Regions from separate parts of the Mus musculus genome. Here region 1 is linked to region 2. A link is a loop called in an ENCODE intact Hi-C map of the cell type or tissue named here. Cell type or tissue: gastrocnemius. All regions are shown on one strand. Links, peaks and the distances in the headings refer to the core of each region. The heading gives the core; the rest is flanking DNA.

Evidence for each region. A loop is a pair of places that touch in the nucleus more often than their neighbours do. Peaks named below come from ENCODE experiments on the same cell type or tissue, not always from the same donor. Only the 100,000 strongest peaks of a DNase experiment are listed, where the experiment ranks them.
Region 1: a loop joins it to region 2, with 4 times the contacts of the local background. A loop is called at or near these places in 22 of 42 quality-filtered maps.

The regions. Positions count from the first base shown.
Region 1 is chr14:65,418,687-65,427,376 of GRCm38, forward strand. It overlaps Pnoc (prepronociceptin), which reads right to left and starts at 6,786. Exons shown (of 4, transcript NM_010932.2): 1 at 6,452-6,786. In gastrocnemius, for the core only: no CTCF peak of the experiment used is centred there; a DNase peak (open chromatin) is centred at 7,923.
Region 2 is chr14:65,562,324-65,570,323 of GRCm38, forward strand. It overlaps Elp3 (elongator acetyltransferase complex subunit 3), which reads right to left. Exons shown (of 15, transcript NM_001253812.1): 8 at 2,989-3,150; 9 at 929-1,055. Among named protein-coding and RNA genes, the nearest start is that of Elp3, 27 kb to the right of the region's middle. In gastrocnemius, for the core only: no CTCF peak of the experiment used is centred there; a DNase peak (open chromatin) is centred at 4,378.

The DNA.
Region 1 (8,690 bases), core at 421-8,420, 140 kb before region 2:
ATATACACACATGTGCATACATACCTCTACACGCACATACACACACACAAACATGCACATATAAACACATATACTCACACTCAGGATAACACACATACACATCTACACACATACACACAATCACACAAATATCTACACAGACACACACACACACACTCAAAAATCATGTACACCCACCTATACACACATATACTCACACACCTACACAGACATGCATACTCACGTGCACACACACAGACACACATGTGTACACACACCTACACACAATCACAGACACCTACACTAACACACAAGCTCACACACATACACTCATACACACACTGCACACACACACTCACACACATATATACACATACACACACATGTGCATACACACAATACAATCACAAACATACAATCATCGCCCCCCCCCCCCCCACCGCCCTCCAACAACAAACAAAAGAAGCCTGAACTCCATCTGTGTGCTGGTTTGGAGCTGTGCGCATACACTGGTGTCCAGGAGAAGGGAACAGAATAGTTAGACAGCTCTGGAGTCACACTTGTGCTTAGACCATACACTTTGTAACTGTGTGACCTGGGGCAACTCATTTCACTTTCCAGAGTCTTCTTGACTGCAAGGTGAAGATGATGAATCTCCCCTCATGTGAAGATGACTCCCTCCAGTTGTTTATTAGCCAGAAATATGTTTGGCCATAGGGAAGCGCAGTGTACCTGAGGATGTTTGCGTTTTTTAATGGCTTCCATTTTGTAAATGAGCCCAGAGCAATTAGCCATTCAGTGTGGCAATCCTATAATCAGGCCATTTTGTATTGAATAAAGAAAGGTTTAATTACCTTTTATTTAGGTAATGGCACCTTATAAATTTGATTGTATCTTGCTGTTTATAAAGATAAGACACCGCTGTGATTTAGTCTTAATCTACTTTCGTATTCTCTTGCCTCCGAGGACAATTAGCTGTTTTTCTATTGGATGAAGACGCGTCTGCAGTATGAGCTGAATGGAGACTCTGAGCTAGGGGAAAGTCTGTATTGGTGAAGAAGGGCAGCGGGCTCTCTTTCCATCAGTGACATATAGAAATATTGTGATTTAGTTAAAAACAATTAAAAGAGGATATTGATTTTCATCTACAACTATATCACCTGGGGGAGTCATTTTACCCTCCTTTCTGGAATAAATATCAGTTCCCAAAGGTTAAGCAATTAGCCTAAGATGACCCAGATGATAAACAGCAGAGTTAGGACTTAAACTCAGGTATTTTGACCTGTGTTCTGACTTCCCATAAACTCTATACAAGGTTTATGGCTTTGAAACGGCAGTGAACTGTGGTACATTGTTGGGAAGGAATCCCCATGACTGAAAGATGTTGAGAGCCAATGGCTTTATAAGATTCTGTCCTGTGGGCTAAGCGCTGCCAACTCCACTTTACAGATGAGAATACTGAGGCTGGGAGAGATGTACTGCAGTGGCAGAGCTGGTATTGAGCCCCCCACGCTTATATTGAGGGTACCTCTGATGATCTGTCTGCATGCAAATTCATTTGGAGGACTGCTCAGTCCCTGTCCCTGATTCACCAAGAGATATTCATAGTCAACCAGCTCCAAATCATTGGGAGAATACAGGGTTTTCCTCCTATCCTGGTTCTCTGATCTATCACAGGCAGGATTCTGTTATATGTTAATTAGGCAAACTGCTTAACTCCTATGAACTTGTATTTACCCCAGAAAGGTATATTAAATTGCCTCCAGATTACAGGGTTATAGATGAATATAAAGGTCATCTATAACCTGTAAAGAACAGTTAAAACAATTAAAAGAGGATATTGGTGAACAGAAAGTGGCTTTATGTGCATCTAGAAGGAAGGACCCCCACACCCATTGTTTAATGGAAGCACCAAAGAATCATGGGCTTTCTCAGAGCCCAGGAGCTAAAACTTCCATATAGAGCACAGCTTTCTCTTACCCAGGGAGACAGCTTTCTTTCTTTTCTTTGATGGATACAATTACTCAATTGCTCTTTGTTGTTGTTGTTCCTCTGTGTAGCTCTGGTTATCTTGGAGTTAACTTTGTAGACCAGGCTGGCCTCAGATTTAGAGATCACCCGCCTGTCCCTCCCAAGGGCTGGGATTAAAGGCCCAGCTATACAGTTACTCTTAAACGGTTTCTCCCTTGCTCTCCATTTCTACCCAGAGAGGAGAGGACGGGCTCAGGAGTCAGGGCTCAAAGCACCTAGCTACCTACGTGGATCAAGGGTGCCTCGGTGGACCTGTGAATGAGAAGAAGCCCTGTGCTTAGAGACAAGGTCCTGGGTTCTAGGTCTGGTTCTGTTGTTACTTGTGGGATCCTGGATACAGCACTTGCTTTTCCTGGCTCTGGATTTCTCTGTCTATAAAGACAGGCAGTTGCATGAGATGGTTAAGTATCCTTTGATTGTATGAATGGCCAGGATTGCCCTCTACCAGTGAGAGAAGCAAGAGAGAAGGAGGGAAGAAGAGGAGTCAACGTGGCATTGGCTTCAGCAGCCCCAGATGAAGGTCATGAAGATCACTGGGTTTCACAGAGGGCCAGGAGGGAAGCCAGGCACATGTCCCTTTGGCTGTCACACATTGGAAGGGAATGCTTTTAATCCTCTCCTTCCCGATTCTGGTAAATGCTGTCATGTCATTGTCAAGGTAGTTTTGAATGGACTTCTGAAAGTTTTTATTTACATTTATAAAAGCACTCTACGTTCTTTTAAAAATAATCAGAAAACCCAGATAGGAAGATAATGACAGAATCTAGACTCATATAATCTCACAACTTCTTTAATTTTGTATTTCTAACAACCAGTTTTAAAGAGAGTCTTAATTGACATGACTATACACGTTTTTGGAGGTATGGTGTATTATTTCCACACGGTGTGCACTGTGTAACAGTTAGATCGGGGCAGTCAGCTCATTCTTTTGTGTAGCAAATGTTCTAAGTCCTCTACCCTGGCTATTTTAAAGTGAAGAATAAGTTGTCATTAACCACAGTTACTCTTACAATTAGTTTTGAACATACATTCCTAATCTCTTCAAATCATGTTCCATATTTTATAAAATCCATTAATGGAGAAATTAAGAAAGATAAGATTTAGGGGGTGGGGAGATGGTTCAGTCTATAAAATGCTTGTTACACAACATGAATGCCTGAGCTTGGATTCTGCAGAAGTCGTGTAAAAAGCCAGGAGTGGTATTGTGTGCCTGTAACCCCAGTGCTGAGGCTGGGGACAGTGACAAGCAGAGCCTGCTGCCTTGCTTGTCAGTCACTCTAACTAAACTCTGAGCTTCTGAGATTTGGTCAGAGATTCTGCTCAAGTAAATATGTCGGAGAACAGTAGAGGAGGAAGGACACCTGGTGTTGACCTCTAGCTTCAATATGTGCCTGCAGAGGAAATGTGTGTGTGTGTTGTAATAAGATAAAAACCAATTTAACACCTCAGTTTCTAGTCGCCTAGTAGGTATCTGGGTAGGTAAGCCCCTTTGGAGACTACTGGTCTAGGTTCATTCACATTTTGTGACTTTGATGGTGAGTTGGGAGAAAGCTGGTGACTGAGTGCTACAGGCGCGTGCACTGCTCCTCTCAGGAACCCACGCACGTTCTCAGCTGGATGAATGAAAGGATGAATGGGGTGACAGGATGGGGGAAGATCACAGGACCAGCACGAGGAGGAGAGAGGCTGGTTGTGACACTGTAGGCTGCAGAGCCTTGTCTGCTTGGCAGGAAGGCAAGCCCAGCTTTCCCTACCTGGCTGGTCTATGCTGCTGCAGTGCCTAGGCAGCTGCCAGGATTTTGACAGACCCAGGGCCATGGGAAGTTGAGGTTCAAAGTGGGTGTAACCTTTCGAGGGTTATGATGCTCAGAAAATAACTTGTGTCCCCTTGCTCCCTCAAATTGGTGTGCCCCAACTATCACAGCTAGAGTTTGTGGTTAAAATGTAAGATCTATGTGAGACGGTGGGAGCAGATGAAGGTATCGAAACAGAACTGTTTCAAAGATCCCTTTGTTCTCAGGAACTCAAGCCCCCCAAAGCCGATGTCGTGATGATGCTCATTCCTGAGATGTGTTCTTTTGTTCCTAAAGCATCTGATGACCCAGCGCACAGGAAACAAACATTTCCTTATGGTCTGTGTGAGTGGAGGAGTCAGGGGGGAAGGAAGGGTCTTCGAAGCATATCATTGTAAGTACACAATACAGGATTGAACAATACAGGATTAAACTGGTCATGGTCACCGTGTGTGTGTGTGTGTGTGTGTGTGTGTGTGTGTGTGTGTGATGAAATAAGTATATATCCAAGTTTAGCTTAATGTACGCCATTCCTGGATTAGAGAAAGATCAATTCCTTTGCCTTTCCTTTGGGCTTTTGTCCTAGCTGCTTTCAAACCCTGGATCCATCCTCTCCCATGCGAATTCTACCTCTCTTCCCACTGGCATCAGTTGCCGGAGGAAGTACCCTAAATTCATCCAGCTTTGACTTTCTGGACCTCAAGTGTAGGACTGATCACACCCAGCCCTGTGCTATCCCATTATCTTGCATTGCTTCCTAACAGTCAGTGGTGTGTGCCTGCTACTAGTTTACAAGCTCTACGGATCTTAAGGGGAGTGAGCATCAGACCTGGGACAGCTGCTCCGGGCTGCGCTTGCTGCATTGGGTCCTGTTCCTGCAACTCTTGAGATAATGATTTTTTTTTCTTTCTTTTTAGCCTTCCAGGGTTGTTGCTGGAGATAATGGGTGTGAAGCGCGTAAATCATTGCACAAATAAAGTGCTGTTATTAGCATCTCTGCTGAGTCTATAGAGCCCCGTGCCTCCCTTGCCTGGTGGGGTGTAGCTGATAAATACCTGATTGATTGAAGACGGAATTGCTTGGTGACAGCTCCATTCTCGGGCTCGGCTAACGTCTAATCCTGCAATTACTCCCTTCACCGGCAATGCAAAACCTGCTGAGTTTTCTGCAGCCCTAAGTGCCCTCAGACTTCAGCTGATAAGGCAGCGGCGGCCACTCCTGAAGAAGATGACCCTTAGCTACACCAGAGCACTTTCCACAGACAGTGCTGGGGGTCACCTGGAGACGTGCGGCTGTATCCTTGACTCAGATGATGTCTGGGGCAGTTTCTCCTGCAGAAGACTCAGCGAGCCGGAGGAACAGGACTCCTTTCTGTTAAGGTATCATGGCACTGATGGAAGCTTGTAGAATATCTCCCTGCTAGGCTTCACAAATGAGAAAAGGGAGGGGTGTGTGCAGCATCCACCCACAGGCTGCGAGAAATCACAGCGTTCTCTTTGGGAGGTTTTGATACGAAGCCGGGCAGTTACTTTTCTCCCTCTGAGATGGAAACTCTCGTTTGGGCTTGCTGGCAAATGCCGTGTGGAGCTCAGCTTTTGTTAGTCTGCTGAACAATGTTATTGGTTATAATTGGGGCAATTATGAGCTGCTGGAGGAAGCTAAACACAGATGTTTAAGCCCAGGCTTGGGGTATTCAAGTCCAAAGCAGCATGCTTTAAATAGCCCCCTTTTCCGAATCATCCTGCCTTACTTGAAATCCCCCCACCCCCGAACTTCTCCAAGTTCAAAAGGAGATGGGGGAGAGAAGGGGATGAGTAGAGAAGGGAGGGGAAAGAAATACACAAAGAGAGGAGGAGGAGGAGGAGGAGGAGGAGGAGGAGGAGGAGGAGGAGGCTGAGAGAAAGCAGTGCTAGTTCAGATTCCCTGACCTGGGAGAGTTCCATGCAATCTGGGCAGAGACCTTTTAGGTGGGACAGACGAGCAGTGGGGAGAAAGATGTCAAGGAAGAGAGGATACCTGGGAACAACCCAGGATCCAGAGGACCAAGGTCATGCCTTTAAAAAAACGACCACGAAAATCACCCTGCCGGCTACTGACTGCATTCAGCCATGGACTCAGGTGAAGCTCAGCCTTTGGATCTGTCTTTCCCCACATTATTGACAATTTCCATTAAGGTGTAAGAGAACCAGAATGACATCAGATTCAATGACACCAGACGACAGTTTGCACAAAGGGCAGGAAGCCACAGAACAAAAATCCGACATAAGGTGTGCTCCAGGGGCTTCCCAGGGCTCCTCTGAATGGCAAGCCCCCTCCCAGTGTCCACCCTCTCGCCCGCAGCCACCTCTTCCATGTGTATCCGTCACCCAGTAGCGGCCACAACTGGGGAAGCAAAACTTTTCCTCATTTCCAAGTTCAGCTTTCTTTCGCATTTCTCTTTGAGACTAGCCAGCCCTCAGCCCTCCCCCTTCTCCACCATCGGAACACTGAGAAGATGAATGAAGCCACAATCTCACAAGAGGCCAGCAAGCAGCCACAGTGGACAAAAGACAGGGGTGGAGGAGCTGCCCAGACTGCCCTGCTCTCCGGAGAGGCTCTGGGCAGATACTGTCGACCGGCTGGTTGCTGGGGCCACATGCATTGCCTACCTGACGCTGTCCGTTTCAGGGTTCTCTCAGATGTGAGGCTTGTTCCTCTGTGTCAGCCACACCAGCATATATATCCTCCCCCCACGCACAGCCCTCCCCTTCCCTGCCTACCTCGATGATGACACATGCCTACGCTGACCCCCTTCATCAACCAAACAGCCCAACTACAATCCTGCCTGCCTGGCCCCCTCCCCTGCTCCGCGTTCAGACTTGTGACATGCCAGCCTCCCATCAACGCAGCCTCTAGCCTGTTTTCACCTGGACTCCCGATCAGCTAGGATCCCTCAGCTGCCTCTCCGGCTGCTTTCAGAGCCACTGTGAGGATGGCCAGCCTAGGGAGAGCTGGCAAGTCACTCAGAAAAACAGACTCCTGGTGACAAGGGATAAGGCAGACCCCAAAACCTGGAGTCTTCTCCAATAACCTCTCCGCCTGAGGAGTGAGGATCAGGCAGCACACAGGAGGGAGGGGGAACTCACGCCCAGCTCCCACTGGCTCAGCTGAGACCCCTCCTAATGTCCTGGCCCCATTGGGGTGGCAAGGGCTAGGCCACACCGGGGTGATTCTGGAAGCATTTTCCACAGGTGCTCACAGCGCGGCACAGTATAGATCAGAGCACAAGCTCGGCAGGGGCTTTGAGACTGCAGCTTTCTCCTTTGCAGCAGGTGCATGTCCGGTGGGCCTCAGGTTCCCTTCTGTAGAATGGGTGCACCAACTCCCAAGACGGGAGTGGAGCGATGAGATTCTGTTTGTGTTTGGGACGCAGAGGCCTTTATTAAATGCTAGTGCCACATTCTCTCCTATCTCACCATCTTTTTCCTGTAATCGGTGCTACCTGAAGTCTCACATTGGTATCTGGGAGGTTTCCAAGCTGCCGCTGCACCTTAGGATGTTGCAGGCTGCTGAAGATGCCCCAGCCCTTGTTGTGGAACCCAAATCTTCTTCTTAGCCCAGGCAGGGAGTGGCCTGCGGACAGGTGGCACCCAGGCAGCTGGAGTCCCAGTGCTCAGAGTGTACCCCATCTCTGAGGATCTCCCTTCCCTGCCCCTGGGAGAACTGCACCAGGACCCTGTTCTTCATTTTCCTAAGATTTGAAACATTCCAGAATGCAAGGCTTTCATCATCTGAGGAGAGCAAGCACCTGTTCAGGTGGCAAGTCTAGTTCTTGGTAGACTGGGGACTGGGCAGAGGAGGGTTCAGGGAAGCACCTGCCCTGGCTACTGATGGGTACAGAGTTTCTTTTAAGTGTGATGAAAGAGTTATTTAGAATGGTGAATTTTGTCCTTGTAGGAATTCTATCTCAACAAAAAGTGAACAGCAAACACTTGCCCAGGTTAAGAACAAGCCCTGAAAACGAAATTCCTACTCACACATGTTCCTAGTGAAAAGGCCCAGGGAACCAGCATGCCCACTTGGCACAGAGCTCTCTGAGGTCCACGTGGTCACTACGGTCAAAGCAGCCAGTACACGCTTTCTGCATGACATGGGGCGTGGAGAGATAGTTATGCACCCTGCTGGTCCTGGGTATGGAGCCTCATCTTGTACACGCTGTGGTAGCTCTTGCTGGGTGGCTGCCCAATATTTTCCATCCCTTGTTATTCTTTATAGAGCCATGTCTTTGATTTTACTTAAAGTGACAGTGTACTCAGCTAAAACCCTGTATTTTCCTAGCCTTTTGTGTAGCTCGAGTCACCAAAAGTCATGCTGCTGGTTTTTAGGTTTGGATTTTGAGGAAGGTCTTTTAAAGATCTCAACTCAGCTAACAGAGGCTTGTGTGTTCCCTCCCTCAAGCTTATCTCCTGGAGCACACGCGTGATGGCTGGAGTTCTAGCTGCTCTCTTGGATCTTGAGGCAACTTTGAGCTTGAAAGCTGTACAATGGCTACTTTTCTCATAGCTGGGAAGCAGACACACAACAAAAGCAACCTAAGGGAGAAAGGGTATGTGTGGGCTCACAGTTTGAGGGTGCAGTCTTTCATGGTGGGAAGTAATTGGGTGGAGTTTGATGCTGCCGGTCATATTGTGGCCACTGTCAGGGAGCTGAGAGCAATGGATGTGGGTTCTCAGCTCAGTTTCTCTTCTCTTCTCTTCTCTTCTCTTCTCTTCTCTTCTCTTCTCTTCTCTTCTCTTCTCTTCTCTTCTCTTCTCTTCTCTTCTCTCCTCTCCTCTCCTCTCCTCTCCTCTCCTCTCCTCTCCTCTCCTCTCCTCTTCTCTTCTCTTCTCCTCTCTCTTCTCCTTCCTT
Region 2 (8,000 bases), core at 1-8,000:
TTATCTTGTTATACTATAAATGCTTGTTATAATATTAAGTTAAAAAGCTACATCAAGAAAAGCCTATGTCATGTGAATGTGAGTGTGCCTGTGTTACACGTGCAAAAACAGCCTCAGTTCCTCAAATCCTAAGTGTGGTGGTTTGAATATGCTTGGCCTAGGGAGAGTCAATATTAGGAGGTGTGTCCTTGTTGGATTAGGTGTGGCCTTGTTGGAGGAAGTGTGTCACTGTAGGGGTGGGCTTTGAGACCCTTCTCCTAGCTGTCTGGAAGAGATAGTCTTGCCTGGTTTGCCTTTGAAACAAGATGTAGAACTCTCAGCTCCACCAGCACCAGGTCTGCCTGGATACTGCCATGCTTCCTGCCATGAAGACAATGAACTGAACCTCTGAACCTGTAAGCCAGACCCAATTAAATGTTGCCCTTTATAAGAGTTGTCTTGGTCATGGTGTCTCTTTCACAGCAAAGGAAACCCTAACTAAGACACTAAGCATTTCATAATTTAAAATTTATATGTATGTATATAAATGTTTGCCTACATGTATAGCTGCGCACCACATGTATGCCTAGTGCCCAGCAAGGCCAGAAGGTGGTAGATCCCCTGGAACTAGAGTAATGGACAGTTATGAGCCACCATGTGGGTGCTGGTAATAGAACCAAAGTCCTTGGGAAGAGTAGTTGGTGCTCTAACACCAAGCTACCTCTCCAGCTCCAAGCCCAGGCATTTGAAAGCCTGAAAAGAATGAATTAAAATATAGTTTCTGTCTGACAATGGGGAGGTGGGTGATTGGTCTTTACTGTGTTTTGAGTATTTTGGAACAAGGCTTTACAGCTTTAAAAATGGAAAACACAACAGTGAGCACGCACAGCAGTGAGGTGTGGAAGTGTGAGGAGGTGCTTGGGGTCTACAGGCTCAAGGCCGCACTTACTATAAACTGCTCAATGTCTCTCTCCAGTCCCACGTTCGGCAGGTCAGGCATCATATGCGTCACCACTTTGAAACCAGAATCTTTGGCCAGGTGGAAAGATTCACACGCTGCCTTCACAGTATGGCCCCTGGGGGAAGAAAATGCATCACCTGTCAGACAGATAAATGGACAATCAAGCTAACACATGGGGGGGGGGGGAAGAGGAGGAGGAAGAGGAAGAGGAAGAGGAAAAGGAAAACAATCTATGAGAGCAAGAGCTACTTGGCTGGGAACAGAAGTCACTTTCACACAGCTCTAGGGAGGCCTGGAGCAAAATCACAGCTTTAAAGACAGTGCTCAGAAATCTCTTATAAACCTGCGCAAAGGCCAGGAAGTAACAAGGGGCACTGTGTTCCTGTGAGGCAGAAAGATTAAAAATTAAAGATCATCCAGGTTTGGGGCTAAACTGGGCAACAGCAACAATAACAACACTAAATAATGAAGGAGCTCTGATTTGAGTATCACTTCTTTCACAACTATGAAATATAGGTAGAGAGAGGGAAGAAACTAAAACACAAAGCAGATGTCACTAGTATGACAAAGAGTCCATCAGAGAAAGGTTTGGCTGGCACAGGGGTCTGATCAGGCCTTGTAACATACGCTGTCCCGCCACATCGGAGTAGGAAGCAGGCCTTGATAACAACTGGGGCAACTAAAACTTGAGGCCTTGTGACAATTCCTTCTACCACCAAGATGCTCCCAGGTAGCACAGGAAGCTCTCAGAAGCCATGGGCTCCCTCATATTCCCCCTAGACACCCCACTTATTCCCATGGCCCCACTCCTTTTCTAATTAGTTTTCACCAATGACATCTAATGTTCTGGTCGAGGCTTGGACTTTCTTCTGAATTCTGCACTCAAATATTCTACTCCAAAGTTACTGTACAATATGGTCACAACTATGCATATGCAGCTATGCAAATAAAGTTACAAAGAAATATTCATTTCCTCAGCTGTACTGTCACATGGACAGTGCAGATCTGGAACAGTCTACTGTTCTAAACCAAACCTTTAGTTCCACAAGTATGTAACATTTAGTGTCTACAAAGTGAAGCCTCTCTTCTCTCCAAGGCTCCCACTTCCCTTTCTCTCCAGCCCTTGCTTCCCAGCAGGTAGCAAACAACACTTTCTAGGACTCAAGGGTTTCCTAATTAAATTGCTCCAACAGCTGTGGGTCGAGGCTATCTCCTTACCCCCCCTTTAAACCATCTCCCATATTGGCACAAAGGAGCTCTTACTGACTATATGCAGGCATGCTCCTATCTTAGCTCCCAGCCTGCCTCTTGACTGAAGCCCAGGATCTTGTGCTGACACCCAGGGCCCCACGTAATCCAACCTTCTGCCTGTCATGTGCTCCCATCCTCAAGCAGCTCTCCTCCAATGCACACCAGTAACTCGCAGTCTCCTTTCAGCCTCCGCTTGCTGTTATTTTTTCAGGAAGTGTCCCTGAACATCCCCACAGGGATCTCCTAGCACAGCCTGTGATTACCCTGCTCTCCTTGGGTGAGACTTTCCTACTGGAGTTTGCCTTGCCCTGAGATTCCTCTTTTGTAGGTACAATACCTATTAGATTTTTCTCTGTGCTTAAAAATATCCAACAGATCACTGTTACTTAAAGGACAAAGTCCTGGGCCTGCCATTCCTCTAGGCTGCTTCTAAGTATGGACTAGTGTGTTTCCTTAGCTCCCCTTACAGTCCTGCCATGTGAAGTGGCCGGTGCCACTTTGTGTCAGTAGCGTCTGCTGCTAATGAAATCCTCACTCATTTCTTTGCTCTTCAGCCGAGGGAGCAGTTATTTACAAGTTTCCTCACAGACTGACCTTCCCTGACTCAGTGACACGTTTTTAGGTGGAAAGGACTGTCAGATGACTATACTGAAAATGAAGGCACAGACAGCTGGCCTGAGAGCATGGGTGGCAGAAGAGAGTTAAACAGCTAAGATTGCACATCTTTCTCTGAGACTGGGCTCAAGGAAGAAAGAAGAGTCAGTGGGGACAGAGGAGGCTGCCTGCCAGCATCTCACCTGTTGGTATCTCTGGCCACATCTTCATAGACACTCTGCACTCCGATCTCCAGCCTTGTGCAGCCATAAGTCAACATGTCACTTAGGTGCCGCTTCATGCAATAATCAGGTCTGGTCTCAATTGTAATTCCAACACACTTTGTGAAGCTTCTCTCAGAATACCTGCAGAGCAGAAGTAAAATGACACACCTGGGGTCATTTCTTCCTAGCCTGCCTTCTCTTACTTTTCCTAGGATGAGACAGTTAACTAAGTATGTGGGCTCTGGAGCCAGATAGGGTAAGTTCAAGTCCCAGCTCTCCTACTCCCTCACCAGGCAGAAAGTAATTCTATTAACCTCTCTGGCCTTGGCATCCAAAGGACGGCAACAACGGTACCCACACTTCAAAGAGCCGACACAACTGCACTGGTGCACCCCCATCTCATTCCCGTTATCATTATCATTCACACAGCTGGCTGAAGCCATAATCTTCCTCAAAACAGTGATTTCAACTGTGAAAAGCTATTTCTCAATTCCTAGCAACTGATTTCACATAAGCCAAAACCATCTGCATTACTTATTTCTCCCTGCATCATAGAGCCATTTTAAATACTACAGCAACAAGGGGTGGAGTAGGTAAGGGGAGCAATGTAGGCGGCAAGGATCATTCAGGTGAAATCTCTTCTACCTGGAAGACGCCTAGCTTTAAGAATGTGTAAGATGAGAGAGCGGTTTTTGGTCACTCACTAAGTCAAGATACAGGATAGTGAGGTCCGCCTTGGATTTAAGTTCTCTGAGATGTTGACCTTACTGTTGGCCCAAGGTCATATCATCTGTCAGGGCTCTGGTGAGGTAGGTGGCAGGAACTCAGTGACGGAGGACATTGTGAATGACACTGGGTCACTGACTATCAACAGAGAGGTGTCCTATATTTCATTTACACACGAAGACACTGAAGCTCAACAGGCACCTTGTTCTGGGACACAGTGAAAAAAGCTGCCAGACAGAGTTGAAGGTGGGTCTGCTTATTTAGACTCTCAGCCTGAGAGGCCAGACTTCTGTCTGTCTGTACATCTCTAACCTAACTGTAACCATTCTTTTTTGCACCTTTCCATAATGTTCTCATGGAGGACAGGAAGTACATAATGTCACATGATAAACACAACTCATCTACTTCTAACAGCAGTTACTGGACTTCAGAGAACTTTCTAAAATTAAAAGAAAAAAAGAAAAAAGGTAAATTATATTAAGATGCATAAAAGACAGAAGGTAGGAAGCTCTGAGTGTAGTTCAGAAAGTACCTGGAAACATCCTAGGATCCAGAATCTAACATGTACCACAAACTGTGCGTGTTCTCAACTGGTATTTCTCAGAAGAAGTGGCCGTAGGCCAGAGAGCCTGGGCACAGTGACAGCTCCATCACTAGGAAAAACAAGAGAGCTGGCAACAGCAGCAATGGGAATCTGCCCCGAGGAAGGGAAGAGCTACAAACTGATCTGTCTGTTACAGAGCATCATGGAGCATGGAGGCAGGCACACCGAGGAGGCTGCCACAAGCATGACACCATCCATCACCTTGCAAATGAAAACAAACTTAACTCCACCTCAAAAATGTCTTTCCTCTGGGAAAATGTGGAGAAAGAAAATAACCCACAGTTTGAAAAGTCATTGGCAGCACACGCCTTTAATCCCAGCACTTGGAGGCAGAGGCAGTTGGATATTTGAGTTTGAGGCCAGTCTGGTTTACAGAGAAAGTTCCAGGACAGCCAAGGCTACACAGAGAAACCCTGTCTTGAAAATCAAAAGAAAAGGGTCAGTATATTCTGTTTCCTTTCCGAATTGTATTTCCATCTGAAAAGCAACGAAGGGGAAATTCTTATCAAATCTGAACATCAAAAACAACTGAGTATTGAATCTTTGGTGAGCTGTGGAGATTTTGTTGCTGCTATGTGTAGTCCAGTATCTTAGTAAATCTGCTGCCTTGTTTCAGAGATGTAAAGATATCTACGTAACTATTCTTTTTCATATGCTAATACAAGTACACAAGATGCTGCTCCATTTGAGCATTTCAGGGTCTGCTACATAATCCTCCCTCCATCCTGTGGGCAGCCACTTAACCAGTGCGCCTTTCTTCCAGGACCACAGTTGACACCTTACCTTCTGGGATTTCAGTCTTAGGTTCTGGGGCAGAGAGGAGCTGTTTCAACTTCTAACACCAGAGGCTGCAATTGGACTCAGTTTTCCTGCCAGGGCTACTGCTCTTTATGACAGCTAGAGGACTGCCTTAGGAAGGCTGCAGGGATGCTCTGAATTACTCATTTCTCACAGGCCACCAAGGTAACAGCTATGTAGGAAGCTCTGCTCTCTAGGAAACATACAGTGCTGGAACTGTTCACAGTGAGAGTGGGTGGGGAGCAGGGCGGAGGGAAAGGAGAGCCCCACCTTAAAAATAAACCTATGCCACCTAGTCTTAACTCGGCTCAAAGACATCTCTTTTTCTGTGACATGCTCTCAGAGCCCTTGGTATGACAAGCTCCGTGTGCATCCACGCTTATTTATGGACATGTCTGTTCCTCCTTTTAGACGGGGAGCTCCCAGCGGGTCCAACAATGCTTAGTGTCTAATAGCTTAGGAGTTCATCACTAACTCCTCCAATCAAACCAAAGAAATGAACATGAAGAAAGAATAAATAAATCAGATGTAGCTAGGACAAAGGAGGACTTTCTCCCTTCCCATAGCCTCTAGTGATCTTGCTGCCTACTGTCCCTCTTGGAAATAGAAAAGGTAATTTGCATTAGGTCAGAGATTCTATTAGAACTAAAAACCTAGTTTTTATCCTAGAGCTGCTTCAGTCAAGCTATAGGACCCCAACCAAACTCAATCCATTCAAGCCAAACCAACAATTAAATGAGGGCACAGAGATAAGAGATTAACTTCCATTAGTCATAGTCTACATTCGTCCCATCTCCACAGGCCAGGATGGGTCAACAGAGCTTAAAAGTTCTTTGGACTGATGCCACCTGGGGTTATCACTGAATGCCTCAGAACCACACCCGCAGAAAAATGTCCTTTTATAAACCATCACCACACCTGGACAATACCTCAATAAAATCGGATACATCTCACACTGACATTAGGGAGGCTCTACACTTAAGAGTGTAGGCTTAGAGGATGCACCTACCTCTTTTTTGAAATTGTAATCTAATTTCTTTCTGGAGACTGGTTATGTTAATAGGATCTAAGAGCCAACAGTCTCTGCCCAATATAATTGAAAAAGCCAAAAGGTAGTTTGATGTTTAAGTATGACTAGGAAAGGTCAGCTGGTGACACTGGAGCTTAGAGACGAGTCAGGTGCCCTAGCACATCAGTCAAGAGAGCGTCCCTTGACGTTCTTGTTTTTCTTTTCCACAGCTGATAAAAACACTTAACATTTTGTAGTCATGACCAGATAGCTGAGGAGCCAGGGGTCCCATAGTAGTAACAGAACACAGGTCACAGGTAAGCTTACAGAAAGCTGCCCCTGGCGGAAGGAGACGGCTAAGTGAAAACAGTGTGAATTCACCTTTTAGATAAACGTTCCTCTAATCAAAGCCTCCAAGTCACGGATGTCAGCCAGGACCACCTGGGGTCAGTTTAGTCCCATCACTTCATTTTACGACCCCAGGGAAATGGAAGCACAGAACAAATCTGTGCTTAAGTGGGTGGCAATGGGAAGTGATGGCAGCTGCCTACCAGCCACAGACACAAGTGCACTTATCTCCAAGCTACCGGGGAGGTTGAGGCCGGAGCTGGCCAGGAGGCAGCCTGGTAGAGAATCCTAATGAAGGCCATTCCCACTGCCCCCACCTCACACCCTTCAGGTACACACTACTTTCCATCAGATACTTACTACTTCCTCTTAAAGACAGTCTCTATCAAGAGATGCAGTATTATAAAGGAATGGAGTTCAGTGAAATTATTCTTGGTTAGTGAAAACTAGCATGGGGGATGACTAAACTAGTAGACATAAGTCCAATCAATATAAACTAGTTATCACTAATTATACCAAATGTTAACAGCACGATATATTGCAATTAAAAGGCACACACTATCAAGATGGGCAACTGTGGGCATTCCCTTCCCGACAAGTATTGTAGGTTTCTGCCTACAAGGAATCCACTTGCTCTATAAAGGCATATAAGGCTGGAAAGCAAATAAATGGAAAGGCATACAGGGTTGGCAGGAAGCACATGAGGCTCTATGGCAGAACTAATATCAAATAGAGACTAGTGGAGGCTGTTATGTCACCAAGGGCTGCCCATGAAGGGCTGAGTGATCTATCTCTCTCCCTTTGCCTTTCAAGTCCATCATGAAGTGGCAGGTTTGTTCTGCCATAATCTTCCTATCACATTCTAAAAATATAGCCTGGACCCTCCAAAACTGTGAGGAAAGACAGCAGACTTTCTCTGTCTCAGCTAACTATGTCAGGTGCTATAGTGTTGCACAGCTCACTCACATACCATCTGAGCTGTTCTCTCACTCACTCAGCTGAGTTGTACAGGCACCAGACACAGCAGAATTTACTTCCTTTGCACATATCATACTCATCAAGAGCACTTACACTGGCCATAAAACAAGTCTCTACTAACTAAACAAAGACAACAAAACCAAAACTGAAGGTGAACTGAATAGACGCTCTGAACAAAATGAAATAAAATCAGAAATCACTAAGATATCAAACAAAAACTCACTGTTCTGAAATGCAGAAATTAAACAATTTTTATACAATCCCTGGAATTGAAAAAGAAATAGAAAAGGTAATAGGGAAAACTTGACACTGAATAATTAAAATATGATATGATAATAACTTAAAATGTAAGACGTGAAAATGTACAGCATTTGCATATAGAAATGTCCAGAATCTGGGCAGGTTGTTCTCTGAGTTCAAGGCCAGGCTGGTCTAAATAGTGAGACTCTATCTCAAAAAAGAAAGAAAGAAAAAAGGAGCCTAAAAAGAAACTTACTACTTTGAATATTTTTATTAGAAAAGAAAAAT